2 separate regions of the Homo sapiens genome follow, and region 2 is linked to region 1. Evidence: read pairs that join two places in POLR2A ChIA-PET (ENCODE). Cell type or tissue: PC-9. All regions are shown on one strand. Links, peaks and the distances in the headings refer to the core of each region. The heading gives the core; the rest is flanking DNA.

Region 1 (11,988 bases), core at 1,826-9,825:
GGGCAGGACATGCATTCTAGGTGGTCTCCGACAGAGGGGACAGGATTGTGCAGTGGCACCAATGTGCCCCAGGGGATGTGAGTACTCGTGGGACAGTTGCTCAGAACATGGTACAACATGATGGCATTAAAGGCTAGTCCATGCTGAGGTCACTGGCCATATGGAGATTGCACCTTAGTCTGACCTGATGGAACATGGCTCCATGGCACGCACCACACCCCCCGCCCCTACCCCGCCCCCACCCCGCCCCACCCCGGAGCCCTGGTGCATATCAGTCAGGAGGGCTGAGATGTCCCTTTCTGTCCCATTGGGTGGGATGGGACTGTGCATCTGGATGTGTATTGTCCAAAGCCAGTGCCCCTAGACTTTTATGTTCTCTGAGCAATGGAAACTAGAGTCAACCCAATCACCCACCAGCCATGAGTTGAACATGGGAAAGCCAGGAAACATTCTGGCAGGCTGGTGGCCTAGCTCACTTGCCTGGAGCTTATCTACAAGGCTGCTTTATTATTATTTTTTTGTTTTCTAAAATGACCAACAAAGTCACTCTGAGCTGCTTCTAGTCCGCTCCTATCCCCATGGCCTAGTCTTACAGCCAGCAGGAGCTTGGACTGAGAAAACCCGGCTGAAAAGATTCCACCTTAAAAAGGCTGCCAGACACCCCCTTAAATATGCCATTTCCCAACATTCCAGGCTCTACGTTGATCCTCATTTCCTGTCTTTCTTCTCCTCCCCCAACCCCTACACACACACACACACACACACACACACACACACACACACACACACACCCTCGCACTCTCCATCGCGCCCTTTCCAGCTTGCTTCCCGCTGGAGTCATTTCATTCTCCATTGCTGGAAAGCAGATGTGAGCAGAGCTGGACCCAGACACACACAGGCACTCCTGATTCCCTTGCGTTTCTCCTCCTGGAATCTTAATTTTACCCATGTAGTGCTGAAGGAACACAAATACAGCACTCGGGGCCCTAAGCAGGCCTGACCGTCACCTCCATGAGCCCCCTCTCCCCATAGCTCTACAGTGTCCATGTAGAAAAATCGTCAGTGAGGGCCAGTGGGCTCATCTTTGTCTTTTCTCTGAGATGCAAGAGCACCAGGCTCTGGGCCAGATGCTGCTAAGCGCTCACTGTGTGACCCCCTTGCTTTTCTGAGCCGTAGTTGTTGGCTCACATAAGATTAGGTATTTTTACTCGTTGCTTCCATCCACCCTTAAAATTCTGTGCTTCTGTTTGCACCCATTGCATCAGGGAGCCAAAGACAGGCCCCTGACTCCCACCCACGTGTTAACTCACCTCTGCCTCCCAATCCCTGGGGAGGCGAGCTTGGCTCAGCCTGCCTGCATGTTTCTGTGACAGAACGTAAGGAGCCACCTCCTACCTGAGCTTTCTCGCAAAGCTCAGACATGTTGATAGGAACTTCAGCTTTCATATTCCTTTTCTCCCACCTAATGAGCGCCCAAGAACAAGGTCAGATCAGGAAGACGGTGGGCGGGGCGGGGGGGGAGGTGTTCAGACATCTGGTGTGGAGGAGCCATTCCAAAGAGCCAGATGTGTCCAGGGAGCAGATGGGGACATTGCAACCCAGACTTGGGGGCACTGGCCAGCGACTACTGGACCAGGAAGTGAAGTCCCCATGGGTTTGGGTGAAAACTCAACACCACGAGGAAAAAAGGAAAAGCTTGTTTTCAGAAGTCATCGAATCACCAGAAATTAAGTCAGCCCTATCATTTGCCTTTTGCCTTTGTTTATGAGCTTTTGGTTTTGTTTCCTTTTGTTTTGTTTTGTTTTTGTTTTGCTTTGGTTTTAGTTTTATCTAGTCATGTGCTTTTGTCTTTTCACTTATGGTTTCTGCTTTTGGAGCCCCACTTAGATTTTCTCAACCCCCAACATTATGTCAATCTTCTATTTGTTAATTCTGCTATATGGTATAAAGCCAGTGTCTGTCTTACTTGTTTTTCCTAACTGGGTCATCAGTTTTCCCCAAATCACTTTTTACATTTTTGGAGGCAGGGTCTCACTCTGTCTCCCAGAGTGGAGTGCAGTGGTATGATCATAGCTCACTGCAGCTTCAAACTTCTGGGCTCAAGCAATCCTCCCACCTCAGCCTCCCAAGCACCTGGGACTACAGGTATGCACCATCACACCCAGCTAATTAAAAAAAAAAAAAATTTTTTTTTGGTAGAGATGAGATCTTGCTATGTAGCCCAGGCTGGCCTTAAACGATCCTCCTGCCTCAGCTTCCCAAAGTGCTGTAATGACAGGTGTAAGCCACCTCGCCCAGCCCCAAATCACTTATTGAATAATGCATCTTTGTTCCACTACAGTAAATTTAGCCTGGTTTGTGAACTTGGTCTGTGACAGTCTATAGAGGATCCACCTACTCTCCCTGCAGTGGCACCACAGCTGTCCCATTCAGTCATCTGGCATGGAGGAGCCATTCCAGCTAAGATGTTGGAGACAGCTTAGTTGATCTCAACATGTCTGTCCTTCTGGGTACATTTTTAGCAGCGACTCTATCCCTGCATCTTGCAAAAGAGACACAAACTGAGCTCCAGGGAAGGGACTTGTGCAAGGTACCACAGACTAGAACTCAGACTGCCTGACTCTCACCTTCTGGAGTCAATTCCCTCTCTAATAATACCTCCCCTTCCTACAGGCCATTTACCTCTACATACCACATCCACACCTTCTTCTTATCTCTCTAATTATCCTCAACTGACTGGGAAGTAGCAGGCCATTATGAAGTCCTCCTTTGGGCAACCCAAAAGTTGATAAATCTGATCCCAAGCTCCCACATTTGCCTGACTTTGCAGAACATGAGAGCCCACCCCAAGAGGGATCAGGCAAAGAAAAAGGAGCATGGTGGGGGGGCAGTGGGAATTGGTGTTCTGGGTGTCTTTTCCATCTACCCTCGGTGCCATTTCTCTCCAGAGTAGTGGGATTGCCAAGCCTTGCAGAACATGGTAGGGAAGGCTCCACTGGGCAAGGCCAGATGGATCCTAGGGCCTGGGAGTGGGCTGTGAGGTCAGAGTGCTCTAATGATAGCACATCCTGCTCCTCCCCACAGATACCTGGGCAAAGAGGGCTGGGCGCCAGCATCCTACCTGAAGAAGGCCAAGGATGACCTGCCAACCCGGAAGAAGAACCTGGCCGGCCCAGTGGAGATCATTGGGAACATCATGGAGATCAGCAACCTGCTGAACAAGAAGGCGTCTGGGGACAAGGAAACTCCACCAGCCGAAGGCGAGGGCCATGAGGCCCCCATTGCCAAGAAGGAGATCAGCCTGCCCATCCTCTGCAATGCCTCCAATGGCAGTGCCGTGGGCGTTCCTGACAGGACTGTCTCCAGGCTGGCCCAGGGCTCTCCAGCTGTGGCCAGGATTGCCCCTCAGCGGGCCCAGATCAGTAAGAGCCTCGCTGACCTCTAGGTCCTCACTGCAAAGCTCCTTAGAGAATGGGCATGGGTGCCGTGAAAGCCAGGGGGGTGCACAGGACCCCCATGGCGTTTTCCTCCTGGGCTACAGACTGGCCTTTGACCCTCACTCTGTCAACTTGTGTCATGCTCATCACAGGAGTGGAGAAGGCAGAGGAGTATGATGACTCAACTGCTCCCAGCTGCTCCACGGAAGCTAGATCACATGAGGATGTGGGTGGTAGCGTTCCCTCCTCTAGTGGAGAGCCAGCAATGGTCACTCTGCAGATACACGCGTTCCAAGAGCAAGAAATGTTTTCTTTTCCTTATGGTAAAGGCTTTATAAATCAAGATAGATGATGTGTAGCTGACTTTTAAAAAATCAAAAAAACACATTTCCCTGGGCTGTTGAATGTGGGTGCTATATGCAGGGCTGCCCTATGGAGTGACAGTCTGTAGAGAAACGTCTTTCTGGGCCTTAGCAGCTCCTTCCCTATGACTTTCCACTCGTTACTGGAAACCTAAGAGACTTGGGAGCTAAGGCTTTACCACTCTACACAGGCAGTTTCAACAGGGCGTTCTTCAAGAATCATCTTCATTTCTACAGGAGACTCCAGGCAGTCTGGCACCCTCCATCTCTGGCCCAATAATGCCTTTTGTTGAGGCTTAAAACTTCCATGTTATAGGAACCTAGCTTTTGTTTGTGTCCAGCCATTCTTAAAATCTGGAGGAAAGCTGTTTCTTTAGTTTAGCTCCACTGGGTTAAGTTAGCTCTCGTGCCTGAAATCTTTTAGGGAACCAGCTGGGAAACAGTTATTGGGCACCTCCTCTTGCCTGGCATTATGCTAGCTTCTATGGATTTAATAGTAAGCAAAAAACAGACATGGTCTCTGCTCCTAACTTTGAAAACCTGATAAATCTATACACCCGTTACCCTGAAAAATGCCCACATAGCTGCACATTTTGAAAAGTGCACATAATTTTAGAGTGTTCATAGATCCCCTGGAAGCACAGCCAAGGTAAAGGTCTATAGTTTCCCCTTGAAAAAGCCCAACCACAGTGCCCATAGTGACTTAGAGTGTCAAGTCCTTCATAAAGGCTGAGCTAAAGCATGAACTTGAAGGATCAGGAGTTAGTTTCACCTAGGGAAGGCAGGTATGGGTACTGTTGCCCATCGTCTGACTAGGATTTCTGAAGCCATGTCTCTTCCTCTAGGCTCCCCGAACCTACGGACAAGACCTCCACCACGCAGAGAATCCAGCCTGGTATGTGTACTGAATTTCTTCTCCCCTTTCCTTCCTTTTCTGTGAATGCGCTATAGCCACCCGATCAATTGGCTATCTTGCGGCAGAGCCTCTTGATCCAGGGGTTTTCCAGAGCCCTGCTGGGGCTTCTAGTTTTGTGGGGCTAGGGGCAGGGAGGGAAGCCTGCAGATCCCAGCCTTCCTGGAGGCCTGGCTGGACAGTTTATAATCGGAAACACACTGCACTCCAAAGCTAAATAAATCCATCCCAGCCACTGCATTGGCAGACATAAACATTTAGACTGCCCGGCAAAAGTGTCCAGCCAGGGCATTGCCAGAGGCTGGAAATGGGGCTCCTGTCCATGCTAGCCTGGAAGCCTTTCAGCTTTCCCTGGTCAGGAATGCCCAGTGGAGGTGGTGGATGGCAGAGTCTGGGAGGGCAGAGGGCAGATCAGTGAACGTCTTCCAGGGAGGAGTGTGAGTTGCAAGGAGTGGCTCACGCCCCAGCTTTAAGAGGTTAACACTGCCAGGGTCCCTGGTTCATGTGGGTGGGGTTTCCTGGTGTCCAGACCCTCGGGCAGGTAGATACGCATCAGGGGCCAGGGCTTGGGGTGCCTGCGATGCTGGTGGCAGGCTGAGAGCCTTGGAACAAAGAACTGTTAGTAAGCGCAGTGGGATGTAGTGGAAAGAGTGTGTCTTCAAGTGCCAGGCATGGATTCGGATTCCACTTCTGACACTTAGAGGCGGAGAGACTGTAGGTAAGCCAGTTGCCCTCTACAAGCTTCAGTGCCCTTATTTATCAGACGGGACAGTACTAGCCATCTCTTAGGGCTGTTGTAAGGATGAAATGAGATGATTTATGTGGGGGGCTAGCAAACAGGTTTCCATTTCCTATGTCAGCTCTTGCCTGCTTGGTAATACTACCTGGTGCACTGGGTTAAGGAGGATTCTGAAGTCACATCTGGGCTTAGCAACAAGAGTTACTGTGGTCAGTGACATCAGCCCTGGCTAAGGGAGATGGCACCAGTCTATGGAAGAGTAGGCCCTCCATAAAAATATGGTTTTTAAAGATTTCATCCCTGGAGATGAGACCTTCCTTGCCTTGGCCATGGACCCCAGTGGAGTTTCTCTTTTTCCTCCTGAGTTTTACACACCCAAACACTGAATTCTCCCTCTCAACCATCTCTCCTAGCCACGGCTAATTATTTTCAGGCAGACTTGATTTTGGCAAGAATGGGGTAATTCCTTCCACACTTACCAAATGTGGGGATTGCTGAGGCAGGGCTGCTGTTTCCAGTTAGGCCCAGCTGCATCCCACCTGGCCAGAGATGTGGCCTGGGCTGAGCCTGGGCTGTGTCTGCTCACATGCACGGCTGCACAGCCAGGCCCTGGGGCCAGGAAAGGTGGCAGATTCTCACTCAATCCCTCAAAACCAGCTTCCTCCCACCCCTCACTCACTCTGCCTCAGCTCAGTTTCAACTGGTGGGGTTAGGACATGCAGAGCCTTGAAGGATGAGGAAGGCTGGGAAGAAGAGAAGTTCAGAAGGAGTGCTGAGTTCCAGCTTCTATTTATTGAGCTCTCCCTATGCCCCTCGCTGGGCCCAAAGTGATGTATGTTATCTCAGGGATCCTCTTCAGGATGCTGGTATTAGTTCCATTTTACAGATGAGAGAACTGAAGTTCAGAGACGTCAAGGGCTTTGCCCAGGGCCACACAGCTGGTAAATTGCTATGATTGGAGTCCAGCCCCAAGGTTGAGGTCTTTCCAGGTCTTCCTGCTACACCAAGCTTCTTCCCGTCCCCTCATCCCTCCCACCTTTTTTTCCCAATTGCTTTATTTGAACCCCTTTGCATGAGGGAGGACATAAATAGCGGGGTACAAAGTCCATTTTAGCTGAGTAGAGACAAGACCATTGAAGCAAAAATATACAATCCACAAGGGCAGGGGGTTGTCCATTTGGTTTCCTACTGGGCGCTCGGTGCCTTAGACCAGTGTCTGGCACCCAGTAGACACACAACAAACAGTTGTTAAATGAATGGGTGAGGCTCACAAACCATGGGCCAAAGCCAGCTTCTAAATGTCCTTGAATGTCATGCTTAGATGCTGCTGTGCCAGTTTCTGAAAAGCATTGAGGATCTCCAATGAGTTCTACCCTGCCCACAGAATATTGCGAGTTTATTTAGTGCTTGCCTGCCTATCTGGCCTTGTCATGATGACCAGCCAAAGACTTTGCTCACTCAACCGCACTGCCTTCTTACACACACACCCCAGACTAGAGACCACTGTGCTCCATTGCCTTGCCTGTGCTGTCAGAAGTCCCACCTGCAGCCCTCACCCCTAGACTCCAGGACAGTGGCTTTCCTTCCTCTCCCACAGGGCAGTGTGCAAGTGCTTTGTTAGAATGATTTCTCTGCTTTTTCTTTCTTTCTTTTTTTTTTTTTTTTTCAGAGACAGAGTCTCACTCTGTCAGTTGGGCTGGAGTGCAGTGGTCTGTTCATAGCTCACTGCAGCCTCGAACTCCTGGGCTCACGCTATTTTCCTGCCTCAGACTCCCAAGTAGCTGGGACCACAGGTGCATAACACCATGTCCACCTAATTTTTGTGTGTGTGTGTGTATGTGTGTGTGGTAGAAATGGGGTCTCACTATTTGCCCAGGCTGATCTCAAACTCCTGGCCTCAAGCAGTCCTCCCACCTGGGCTTCCCAAAGCACTACGATTACAGGAGATTTCTCTGCTTTTTAATTTTCATTTTGAGATTCAGCTATTGAGGCATCTGAAAACTAGACCTCCAGAGATGTAAGATTAGAAATTACTGCATTAATAATGAGCATTTTGTGCTGGGCACAGTGGCTTATGCCTGTAATTCCAGCACTTTGGGAGGCTGAGGCAGGAGGATTGCTTGAGCCCAGGAGTTTGAGACCAGGCAAAACCCTGTCTCTAGTTTTTTTCTCTTTTTTTTTTTTTTTTAAAGAATAGAATAATTTAATTAAAATGTGCAATATTTTGATGAAGAAAAATCACAAAAATGAATTGAAGGCCTGGCAGAATGGAAATAAGGTACATTTATGGATGAGAAGACTCGGTATTATTCAATTTTATCCCTAATCTGTAAATTCGATGAAATTCTAATTTAAATCCCAACACAATTTTTCTTTTTTTTTTTTTTTTTTTTCTTGACATGGAATGGTGTCTTTATTTTTGGGGGCTGCTGTAACAAAGTACCACACACTGGGTGGCTTAACAGCAGAAACGTGTTGTCTCCCAGTTCTAGGGGCGAGGAGATCAGGGTGCCGACAGGGCCTCGTTCCCTGGGAAGGCGTGGGAGGAGGACCTGTTCCCCGCCTCTCTCCCGGCTTCCGGGACTCCGGAAGCCTGACTCCAGGCTTCACGTGGTGTTCTCCCTGCTGGTGGGTCTGCCTCTGTCCTGTGTTCTTTTTTTTTTTTTTTTTTTTAAATTGATCATTCTTGGGTGTTTCTCGCAGAGGGGGATTTGGCAGGGTCATAGGACAATAGTGGAGGGAAGGTCAGCAGACAAACAAGTGAACAAAGGTCTCTGGTTTTTCTAGGCAGAGGACCCCGAGGCCTTCCGCAGTGTTTGTGTCCCTGGGTACTTGAGATTAGGGAGTGGTGATGACTCTTAACGAGCATGCTGCCTTCAAGCATCTGTTTAACAAAGCACATCTTGCACCGACCTCAATCCATTTAACCCTGAGTGGACACAGCACATGTTTCAGAGAGCACAGGGTTGGGGGTAAGGTCACAGATCAACAGGATCCCAAGGCAGAAGAATTTTTCTTAGTACAGAACAAAATGAAAAGTCTCCCATGTCTACTTCTTTCTACACAGACGCGGCAACCATCCGATTTCTCAATCTTTTCCCCACCTTTCCCCCCTTTCTATTCCACAAAACCGCCATTGTCATCATGGCCCGTTCTCAATGAGCTGTTGGGTACACCTCCCAGACGGGGTGGTGGCCGGGCAGAGGGGCTCCTCACTGCCCAGTAGGGGCGGCCGGGCAGAGGCGCCCCTCACCTCCCGGACGGGGCGGCTGGCCGGGCAGGGGGCTGACCCCCCCACCTCCCTCCCGGACGGGGCGGCTGGCCGGGCAGAGGGGCTCCTCACCTCCCAGTAGGGGCGGCTGGGCAGAGGCGCCCCTCACCTCCCGGACAGGGCGGCTGGCCTGGCGGGGGCTGACCCCCACCTCCCTCCCGGACGGGGTGGCTGCTGGGCGGAGACGCTCCTCACTTCCCAGACGGGGCAGCTGCCGGTCGGAGGGGCTCCTCACTTCTCAGACGGGGCGGCTGCCGGGCGGAGGGGCTCCTCACTTCTCAGACGGGGCGGTTGCCAGGCGGAGAGTCTCCTCACTTCCCAGACGGGGCGGCTGGGCAGAGAGGCTCCTCACCTCCCAGACGGGGTCGCGGCCGGGGAGAGGCGCTCCTCACATCCCAGACGGGGCGGCAGGGCAGAGGCACTCCCCACATCTCAGACGATGGGCGGCTGGGCAGAGACGCTCCTCACTTCCTAGATGGGATGGCGGCCGGGAAGAGGCGCTCCTCACTTCCTAGATGGGATGGCGGCCGGGCAGAGACGCTCCTCACTTTCCAGACTGAGCAGCCAGGCAGAGGGGCTCCTCACATCCCAGACGATGGGCGGCCAGGCAGAGACGCTCCTCACTTCCCAGACGGGGTGGCGGCCGGGCAGAGGCTGCACTCTCCGCACTTTGGGAGGCCAAGGCAGGCGGCTGGGAGGTGGAGGTTGTAGGGAGCCGAGATCACGCCGCTGCACTCCAGCCTGGGCACCATTGAGCACTGAGTGAACGAGACTCCGTCTGCAATCCCGGCACCTCGGGAGGCCGAGGCTGGCGGATCACTCGCGGTTAGGAGCTGGAGACCAGCCCGGCCAACACAGCGAAACCCCGTCTCCACCAAAAAAACACGAAAACCAGTCAGGCATGGCGGCGCGCGCCTGCAATCGCAGGCACTCGGCAGGCTGAGGCAGGAGAATCAGGCAGGGAGGTTGCAGTGAGCAGAGATGGCAGCAGTACAGTCCAGCTTCGGCTCGGCATCCGAGGGAGACCGTGGAAAGAGAGGGAGAGGGAGACCGTGGGGAGAGGGAGAGGGAAGGGGAGGGGGAGGGGGAGAGCTTTTTTTTTTTTTTTTTTTTTTTTTTTAGCAAATTCTTCCAGATCCTGAGAGAGCCCATCTCTACCAAAAAAAAAAAAAAAAATTAACCAGGTGTGGTGGTGTGTGCCTGTAGTCCCAGCTACTGGGGAGGCTGAAGTGGGAGGATCACTTGAGCCCAGGAGATGGAGGCTGCAGTGAGCTCTGATTACTCCACTGCACTCTAGCCTGGGTCCCAAAGCAAGACCCTATCTCAGAGTAATGATGATGATGATGATGATGATGATGATGATGATGATGATGATAGTAATAGTAATGTGAGAATTTTGATAGCTCAGACAAGTCTTCCGTGAGTCCTGAGTATTATTAGAAAGCCTCATCAGAGTAGTCCCCTGGCGATATATACCCTGAGACTCCCATGATAGATACGTACTCAGGCCAGCTGCTGTCCAGCTGGTGTAAACGGCCATCCGCACCCCCTGGGGACTGAGTGGGGACCAACCCTTGGCCAAGTTACTCTTCTGATTTAGGCGGGTTTTGCCCACTGTGTGTTCCTTAACCTTAGGGGTTCCAACTGCCAAAGCCACCAGAGCCCCCTTCTGTTGAGGTGGAGTACTACACCATTGCCGAATTCCAGTCGTGCATTTCCGATGGCATCAGCTTTCGGGGTGGACAGAAGGCAGAGGTAAGCCTTGGGCCATGAGGCCGAGGGTTTTAACTCATTGTGGTGGAAAACCTACTGCATTTCCCATTTTAGGCCTTGCTAGTAAGATTCCTGAGGGGCAGGCAGGCAGGAAAGGTACAGAAATGAGCCCCACAAAGATGAGCATCTGCCTGGCGCTGGCCAGTGCCATGGCCTAAACTAGATCCCAGCTCTCACGCTCCACCCTGAGCTCACAGGGCTTGTCTCACAACATTTCCCAGAGCATGTGCAGGAGCTTGTGACAGGGGGGCCTTGAAACAAAGGGCTTCTTTGGTCAAATGAGCTTGCAGGACAGTGGATTAAACAAAATCCAACCCATTTGTTGTTTTAATTGCAGGGCTTCCCAGAGCCTAGGATACAAGGATGTCACTGGGAGTGTCACCTACAAGGGGTCTAGAATAGACAGCATTGCCCAACCCCACAAGCTTTCTCTCCCAGGAACATCTCAGGGCCAGGATCCTGCAGAAGCCACATCAGGAAGTGTTGTTAGGAGGATGTGGACCAGGCAGGTAGACTGAGATACTGGGGACCTGGGCTCTGGCCAAGTCCACACCACATGACCCCTGGCCTTTGATGCAGTCACTTCTCTCACCCGCCACCCCCAACTTTAAGCATTTCTCTCTGCAAAACAGGGTGATAGATCCTGGGACGCCCCTCCACCCCCCAGCATGTCTTCCAGCATTCATGCCACTCTATTTTGTGGCTGGGGCTGAGCATGGTATTCCCGGCAGCAGAGAAGAGCTGTAACTTAGTCAATTCTCTGAGTGGCTTTGTGTAGTAATTGAGTTAACTCCATCTAATACAAGTGAACCTGTCAGACTCATTGGGCAGTCTCTGCCTCTAAAGCAGTGACATTCCCAATGTGAATGTTTTAAATCACATGCCTGGAACTTGCAACTAAATTTCCAAGAAAAATCATTCTCTCTGTACTGAGGTTTCCAGGAGAGTCTGTAAAGAGCATAATGTGGCAGAACTGTCAGGCTCAGGAGCCACCTGTGCTTGAACTGTAGGTACAGGGCTGGGGCAGGGTGAAGGACAGAATGTAGGACCCAAAGAAGGAGAAAATCTTTCTCTTCTAGTGGGGGATGCAGAGGACTGGTCTCTTCTTGCCTTTGCATTCTTCACCTTTCCCTCCCTCCTTGGCCCTCTTCCCATAGTGCCAGTGTTTTCACGCTACCCCTTCCCCACCCCAGGACCTTTTCCTCCAGGAGTGTCCCACAATCCCCAGTTATCTGCCCTTTATGTTCCCCAGTCCAAATGGACCCCAGCACAACCAGCAGCCACACTTTTGGCCATTGGTTGATCTCCAGAAGTTAAGGAAGAAGCTCCTTAAACCAGTTTATACTAACATGGAAATGACTGAAAGCCCCCTGCCCTTCCTACAGGAAACCAATCAACCCAAAGAAATCTCTTCAGCTAGTGGGATTTCAGTGGGATTCCAGTAAGATGACCACAGCGGGTGGATCCTGGGGAAAGGCTCTGCAGAGAGGCTC
Region 2 (8,000 bases), core at 1-8,000, 290 kb before region 1:
TCACAACTTAAGAAGCTACAAGAGACCATTGAGCAGAAAACAAAGATAGAGATCGGGGACACGATCCGAGTCAGAGGCAGTATCCGCACATACAGAGAAGAGCGAGAGATTCATGCCACCACTTACTGTAAGCACAAGATATTTCTACCAAATTGGTGGTTTTTCTGGATGTGCGTCCAGTAAACCTCTTGTTCAGCTGGAAGTCAAACTTTCAAAAAGTTCAGTTAAGGTATAACTCTATTTAATGAGTGAATTACATTGTTTAACATGCTTTCTTTAGAAAATCAGCATTTCTTACTTTTATTTTGAAGACAGCTAATTATAAGTTGGGAAAGAAAATGAATTATTTACTTTATATATGGTTGGCAAGTTTATTTGGATGACATAGTAGAGTTTCCAAAGCACTTTCAAGTTCAGAATGTCAATCCATTAGGGCAAAATATGAATATTCTTCAAAATAATGGAAATTTCTTTATTTTTTCTTTATTTTTTTTCTTTTTTTGAGACAGAGTCTTACACTGTTGCCCAGGGTGGAATGCAGTGGCACAGTCACAGCCCAATGCAGCCTCAAATTCCTGGGCTCAGGAGATTCTCCCACCTCAGCCTTCTGAGTAGCTGGAACTACAGGCATGCGCCACCACACCCAGCTAATTTTTTGTAGAGATGGGGTTTCGCCATGTTGTCCAGGCTGGTCTCAAATTTCTGAGCTCAAGAGATCCGCCCACCTCAGCCTCCCAGAGTGCTGGGATTACAGCCGTGTGCCACTGTGCCTGGCCAGAAATTTCTTGAATACCATTAAGTCCATTAACTTTAAATGAAAACAGCTAATCAGAAATATGACAGTTCCCCATCATCTTCCCTTTGCACGTGCTGGCTGGTTTTCAGTTGGAAATCTCAAGGACAGCCCCTGCTGTCCACCAGAGGAGCAGACGAATCAATACATTGATGTGCTTTCCTGGTTCCTTGGCCCTGGCCAAGCCCATGACACTTAGGGCATCGCATTCCCTCATGCAGGATGACTGGGAGCCATTTAGTGCATCTAGACTGTGATCCCTGGGCACTCACAAGGAAGGAGGCCCACCCAGCACCTCATTTACTGTTGTCTTAGCAGCAGTTTGGGCCTGGGAAAGAATTGATCTCAATGTAATTTGTAATTTCTGTAGCATCTTTTTTCTGGTCACTTGTTAGATAAAGTGGACGACCCAGTGTGGAACATTCAAATTGCAAGGATGCTTGAGCTGCCCACTATCTACAGGAAAGTTTATGACCAGCCTTTTCACAGCTCAGCCCTAGAGAAAGAAGAGGCACTAAGGTAAGTGGTGACTTATCACTGCTGAGCACGTGACCACGGCAGAAAACTGAAGCAGCTGAGCCCAGATGCTGGGATCGGCCTAGGTTCAAATCCCGAATCATCCACCTATGCACTGTGGGGCTCTGGGCAAGCCCTCTAACCCTCTCTATGCTTCAATTTCCTCAACTGTAACATGAAGAGAATAATAGCACAGATGTCCTAGGGTTGTCGTGAGGAAATTATGGGTGTAATTGGAGTCACTGAAGGAGGAGTGGAGGCAGGAGCAGAGAAAAACACTTGGAAGAAATAATAATGCCTGACATTTTTCCAAGTTTGATAAAAACTTTAAACTCACAGATCCAGGAAGCTCAATGAACCCCAAGGCAAGAAACCTGAAGAAAAATGCACCAAGTCACCTCATAATCAAAATATGATACCATAGCACGTCATAATCAAAAACCTGTTTTAAAAAAACCTGCACCGGTCATTCTCAACCAGGGATGATTTTACTTTTTTATAGGGGAGAAAACCCAGGAGGAATGAGAATGTGTGCATATTTGCTAATATGTGCATAAAAGAACTCTGAGAGGAGACACAGAGAACCGGTAACAGCAGCTCCCTCGGGGGTGGGGACCGGAGGATAGGACAGGAAGGGGACAGAAAGGAGACTTTACTGTGTATCCTTTAATGTTTTTTAACATGAATATATTATATATTCAAAAAAGTATATTAAAAGCACAACTATAGACTCATATAAAAAGTGAAAATTCTCCATTTTCCTGTCTCCTGCCTCAGGACCATTCCCCAGAGATTACCAATGTTCATAAGCCAATGTGTGTCTTTTTAAATTAGTTTCTTCTGTGCTTACACAAGCATGAATATTCACCCATAGATTTTGTGGGTTTCCATTTTTTTTATATAAAAATAGGACCATACCTTACATGCTGTTCTGCAGTTTGACTTTTTTCTCCTAATCTGTCATGAATATCTTAGTTCCTGTAGTTCTGCCTCATCATTTTAAACAACCACATGATGTTCCCTGTATATATTACTCTGTATATGAAAAACAAACTCCAATATAGTGTTGCATTTTCTAGCTAATTTTCTGGTTTTTATACACCAAAAAGGAACAAAGGTGATGGTTTTCTGCAGAGCTCTTTAAAACTTTCCCTCCGCAGCAATCCAGGCGCCCTGGACCTCCCCAGTCTCACGAGTTTGCTGAGTGAAAAAGCCAAAGAATTCCTCATGGAGAACAGAGTGCAGAGCTTTTACCAGCAGGAGCTGGAAATGGTGGAGTCTTTGCTGTCCCTTGCCAATCAGCCTGTGATTCACAGTGCCTCCTCCGACCAAGTGAGTGCAGCATGCCCATGTGAGAATTCTGGTTCCCTGCCCCAGATCTGCAACTGCAGGTGTGGGTGAAAGTGACTGTGGCATGAAGATTCACAGAGTTGACCCAGGGAACGGAGGGAATGGTTCTGTCACACATTATTTCTATTCTGGAAAGGTCATTGACTACTAAGAACTTGAAATGAGGCATAAGGCTGGACCTGCCCCTTCTTCCTCCTTACCTAATCTTTTTTTTTTCGGAGACAGAGTCTCACTCTGTCGCCCAGGCTGGTGCTTCTCCTGCCTTGGCCTCACAAGTAACTGGGACCACAGGCATGTGCCATCACGCCTGGCTAACCAAGATAACTTTTTCTAAGAGGAATAAAAAATTAAAGAATAAAAAATTACTTAAGTGTTCCTTGAAATTTTACTTACAAATGAGTCTGAATACAACTCGGTCTTTATTTAAACTCCTAAAACACAATGGGTTAATCTTATTCTGAAAAAGACAGAGCAAGTCATTAAAAACCATGGTTCAAGTTCGCGAATCATTTTGCTGATGAATAAATCATCTTGGATGGATAATTACCTCCTCTCATCTACTTCCCTGTCACTTGGCTTCTGCTGAGATTAAACATCCATCTCAATGAATACTAACAACCTACTACTATGGACCTTAGACTATTATTATTTTTTTCTACTCAAATATTAAGCATAATAAGATTAAGTAACGAGGGGCCAGGCGCAGTGGCTCACGCCTGTAATCCCAGCATTTTGGGAGGTCAAGGTGGGCAGATCACTTGAGGCCAGGAGTTCAAGACCAGCCTAGCCAAAATGGTGAAATCTTGTCTCTACTAAAAATACAAAAATTAGACAGGGTCTCACTCTGGGTGACCCTGACCCCTGACTGTCACCCGGAGTGAGACCTTGTCCCAACAAAAAAAAAAGAAAAAGTTATCTCCATGTTTTTACCCCTAGTTTTATTTGGGTAACTTGTTTTGTTGCTTGGTGTTGACGTATTGCTTGGAATTAAGAATTATTTGAGACATTGATTTTAGGCTTTCCCTTTCATTGCAGTTCTTAGGTTTGTTGTTGTTGTAACGTGACTCATTTATTTACTTTCTTTATCCCACCAGGGAATGATCTCAGCTTAAATGTCCCTCCTTGCCCTCCCTGGCCGTCTAGCTGCTCTGATTGCCACGTGGCCCCTCACCCTTACACCCTGTTTTTGTATCTGACGTCACTGGTCTTTATTTGTTTGCTTGCCTATTCCTCCATCAGAATTTAAGTTCTGTGAGAGCAGAGGACTTGTCTGTCTTATTCTTTGCTCTCTACCCAGGGCCTAGAACGGGGCTGGCATAAAGCAGGTTCTCACTCATTATTTGCTGATTGAAGGAATGAATGATTTTTAAAAATTCAAATTGTCCCACAAAGTGTAAAGGTAAAGGTCAGTTTCTTTCCCATCCTCCCTCTCACTCCCTTTCCCCTGAGACAAGCACCAGTACTAGTGTCTGGAATATCATTCTGGAGATAGTCTGTGCTTGTGTGTACTCTAAGTCACTGTAGCCCCTTCTGTTTCACACAGATGGTAGCATGGCGTAGTATACTATGAGACACCACACTTTTCATTGACGTATGTCTCACAGATTCTTTCCTAGCCGTACATATAGGTTGGCCCCTACAGTCTTTGTCACATGTACCATCATGTATATGACCAGTCTGTCCATTCCTGGACTGTTTAGATGTTTTCTGATCTCTTGCCATCACCAACAAGGCTGCTGTGAACACCCTTGCTAGGTAACATAAGTTCTTGATTTTGGTGGAACAGATACTGAGTCACATCCTGACTTCCTGGGCATGACCACTGCTTCTCAGTTTTGTTTGTGCTCCTAATTATCTCTTCTGGGCAACAGCCTGATGTGCCCAGTGACCCATGGTTTCATACGAGGAGATGAGGGATATCGTTTCAGAAAACACCAAAGTGGAAAGGGTCACGACTGGCTGCTTTGTTCTTTGCCAAGGTTGCTTCTAAACAGTTGCAGCGCTCCAGCTGTCGGCTGACAGCAAGATTGACCTTCTTCCCACTTAATCATTTAGAGGCGGCTCAAAGCCAAATTGACCTCCTAGGACTTCTGATGATTCTATCAGCATGTTTGGATAGAAACTTTAAAGCTTAGCGAAGACCATATTTTTCACATGAAGCCAGCTCTTCCGTGATAGCTATAATTAAGTAGAGAGAGAGACTTAAGGACTCTTTGAGGACTAAAAGACTCCTCCATTCAAAATGATCTGTGGGGAACCTTTGGCATATCTTTTTGAAAATGCTTACAGCAGAAACTTGTGTCTGCCTGGTGCTATATGTTTAAAAAGAATCGAATATGGCACTATATTTGTTTTGTCTTTGGAAACTCTTTTTTCTATCAATTATGAATTAGTCCCTCACATTGCTCTGGTTGGGGAGGTCAGTGTGATTAAACTGAGTTCTGTTTAATAGATTCCTGGGAGACTAAAGGTGCTTTACAATGAGACTGAAACCCTAGATCCTTTGGCACTTTCTGTTGTCATACAGATGAAAGCTTAACAGAAAAAATCATTGTGATGGTGTTATAGTTTAGAGGCAGAGAGAGAGCAGGCTTGAATGTTTCCTCCTTTTTTTCATAGTGGTCCTTCTTAGCAAATCCAGAAACATGATAAGCAGGGCCTGCAAAACCATTGTTTCTTTGACAGCTGGATGAATGTTGAGTTTGTTTGGGAATGAAGACTATATATATTTCAGGGATCCACCCAGTTCCTGACCTGAGATGAGGCGAGGCTTGGTAAAGCTCAGCACGTTTAGCTAGTGACTGTTTTTTTTTGTTTGTTTGGTTTTTTTTTTTTTTTGCCTGTGAGCAATTTCGGTTTCCTAAATCTGATGAGTCTGTCATTGCTTTTTTGAAAAAGACAAGAAAGACACAGATCCCAGTCCAGGAAAAGCTGCTGGCTGGAAGAGACGATTAGTGGCTTTACCCTTGAGACTATGGTCTTTATAACTAGGCCAGGGAAATATGTCCCAGGGTCAGCTGAGGCAAATGTTTTTGGAAAGGAAGCTTCAAGTATTGTTTATATTTACAGAGAGCCATTTCTGTTGAGTCCTTGCTCACAGCTGAAACTGTGTTTTTAATCTCCTAGGCCTAGCATTGTCTCTTCCTGCTGCTTGATCTGACTGAAATCTGGGAGGGGGAACTAGGCTTTTTATATGGTTTGGGGATAACCAAGAGTCATTTTTAAAGACAGGAATAATCATGTAATACTCATCTCTAGTTAGTTTCCAATTTATTTCTATCTTGCTAAGAGATGTAATAAACCTAACCTTTAGGATCCTTATGTTAAATTGACTAAAGAAGATAGATCTCCTTAGAATTATAAAGATTAAGTAGTTATGAAGGTTTGCAAAGGAGTCTATGTTGCACTGATGGTGCATCCCCTAAGAGCACTCATGTATGAAATTAAAAACAGTTTTGCCCTAAGCCTCGTGAATAAAAAGATGTGTGGCTGAGGATTGCTAGGTGTGGTGTTTATTCTAAACACACCCAGAGAGGTTTTCTGCCTGTGGGAGTTGTCAAATATTTCTCAGCCTTATTCTCCCTTCTGAATGGAAGCTGTCATAACCTGGAATGTTTGTCGGTTTGGGGGCTCTAATGACAAGGTTCTCCAGCTTGTTCTTTTAAGGAAAAACTTAGACTGATAATTCAATTAGTGTGTTAGGCTGTTATTGTTAGCCCAGGAGAACACATTTGTGAAACATCACCAGGATCTATTAGAGTAACAGAAAGCCTGTTTGGGAGGTCTCTTCTAGAAAGAGAAGGTTACTTTGGGACGGACTTGTGAACACTTGAGACCCTGTGGAGGCTCTTTCCTCTCCCCTTGAGGAAATGTCATTAGCAAATCTCAGCCACTCTTTTTCAGCACCTCTGGGTGCTGCCCCACATAGGCTTTGTAAGTACCTTTCAATAGAGGTAGGACTTGGCCTTCAAATGCTTTTCTGGAAGCTTTGCCACATTTGTTTGGAACTCTGATCTTTTCAATATCTTGACAAATTTCTGTCACATTGAAAATGGATCTGTAGGCTGGGCACGGTGGCTCACACCTGTAATCCCAGCACTTTGAGAGGCCGAGGCGGGTGGATCACGAGGTCGGGAGATCGAGACCATCCTGGCTAACATGGTGAAACCCTGTCTCTACTAAAAATACAAAAAATTAGCTGGGCATGGTGGCAGGCGCCTGTAGTCCCAGCTACTCGGGAGGCTGAGGCAGGAGAATGGCATGAATCCAGGAGGTGGAGCTTGCAGTGAGCTGAGATCGCGCCACTGCACTCCAGCCTGGGCGACAGAGACTCTGTCTCAAAAAAAAAAAGGATCTGTACTTTGAAGAGCAATTGTTGTTCGCCCTTTTCTTTGTTTTAGGAAGGAGTGGAAAATCCCCAATGGAATAATAAGAAGAATACACACACTCTAATGTGTATTTGTTTCCATTCATCTCACAGATACTTTATCAGTCACCTAACGTGTGCTAGGGAGGAGGTGGCCAAGATGAAACAAAGTCCCTGACTCAAGAAGCATCCCATCTGGTCAAGCATGGGGGGACATAGCTGATAGCCTAGCTTCCTCGGGGATAAGAAGCAGGATGACCTGGATGACCCTCCCCAGGCAAACGTGTCTCCAGAGAAGTGAAGAGACACTGAAAGTGAGGGGGAGAGCTGACAGCAGCAGAGGTCCCTTCTAGGTGGGGACTGTGCTTCACCAGGACTGCTGTCTACCTTCAGCCTTGTGGACTCCCCTTGGTGGATCTCTGCACAGCCTCTGTTGTCCTCCATTTAAAATAATGAGGCTATTTAATACTTCATGCTGGAATCCCCAAATTATTCCAACATACAAAAAATCTTTGAAGTCCCTAGGAAGAGATTGTATACAGCCTCAATTTTAATGGAAAAGGGGGCTAATATATATATACAGTGTTTTGGTTTTGTATAAAAAATAAGTCAAAGATTGTCCAACAGTGAGGGTAGCTTTTTTTATTCTGCACTATGGAGTGTTGAGTTCATTAAAAAAAAAAAAATCACAACTAAGGTAGGGAACAGTTATGAAAGGTGACCTGCCGGGGCACACTTCTCAGTCCTCCTTAAATACCATCCTGCTAGGCCGGTACATACCAGGATCTTTTTGACTCAGCAGTTAAAAGGCCTGTTGGACAAATTCATGAACCAGTTGGTCTAGGAGTTGTTCTCAGGTGCCGTAAGGTGAGACTTATTTCTTTTCTTTTTTCTTTTTCCTCTCTTTACAGGTGAATTTTAAGAAGGACACCACTTCCAAGGCAATTCATAGTATATTTAAGAATGCTATACAAC

Evidence for each region. Peaks named below come from ENCODE experiments on the same cell type or tissue, not always from the same donor. Only the 100,000 strongest peaks of a DNase experiment are listed, where the experiment ranks them.
Region 2: POLR2A ChIA-PET joins it to region 1 with 10 read pairs; 2 of 35 experiments call an interaction of 5 or more read pairs at or near these places.

What each region holds. Positions count from the first base shown.
Region 1 is chr10:103,604,287-103,616,274 of GRCh38, reverse strand. It overlaps SH3PXD2A (SH3 and PX domains 2A), which reads left to right. Exons shown (of 15, transcript NM_001394015.1): 12 at 3,085-3,422; 13 at 4,645-4,694; 14 at 10,358-10,477. Among named protein-coding and RNA genes, the nearest start is that of NEURL1-AS1, 93 kb to the right of the region's middle. RefSeq lists an enhancer at 8,054-8,911. In PC-9, for the core only: no CTCF peak of the experiment used is centred there; no DNase peak of the experiment used is centred there.
Region 2 is chr10:103,892,189-103,900,188 of GRCh38, reverse strand. STN1 (STN1 subunit of CST complex) reads left to right here. Exons shown (of 10, transcript NM_024928.5): 5 at 1-127; 6 at 1,189-1,312; 7 at 2,470-2,641; 8 at 7,937-8,000. Among named protein-coding and RNA genes, the nearest start is that of STN1, 22 kb to the left of the region's middle. In PC-9, for the core only: no CTCF peak of the experiment used is centred there; DNase peaks (open chromatin) are centred at 3,778, 4,528 and 5,438; H3K4me3 peaks cover 1,279 bases; H3K27ac peaks cover 5,187 bases.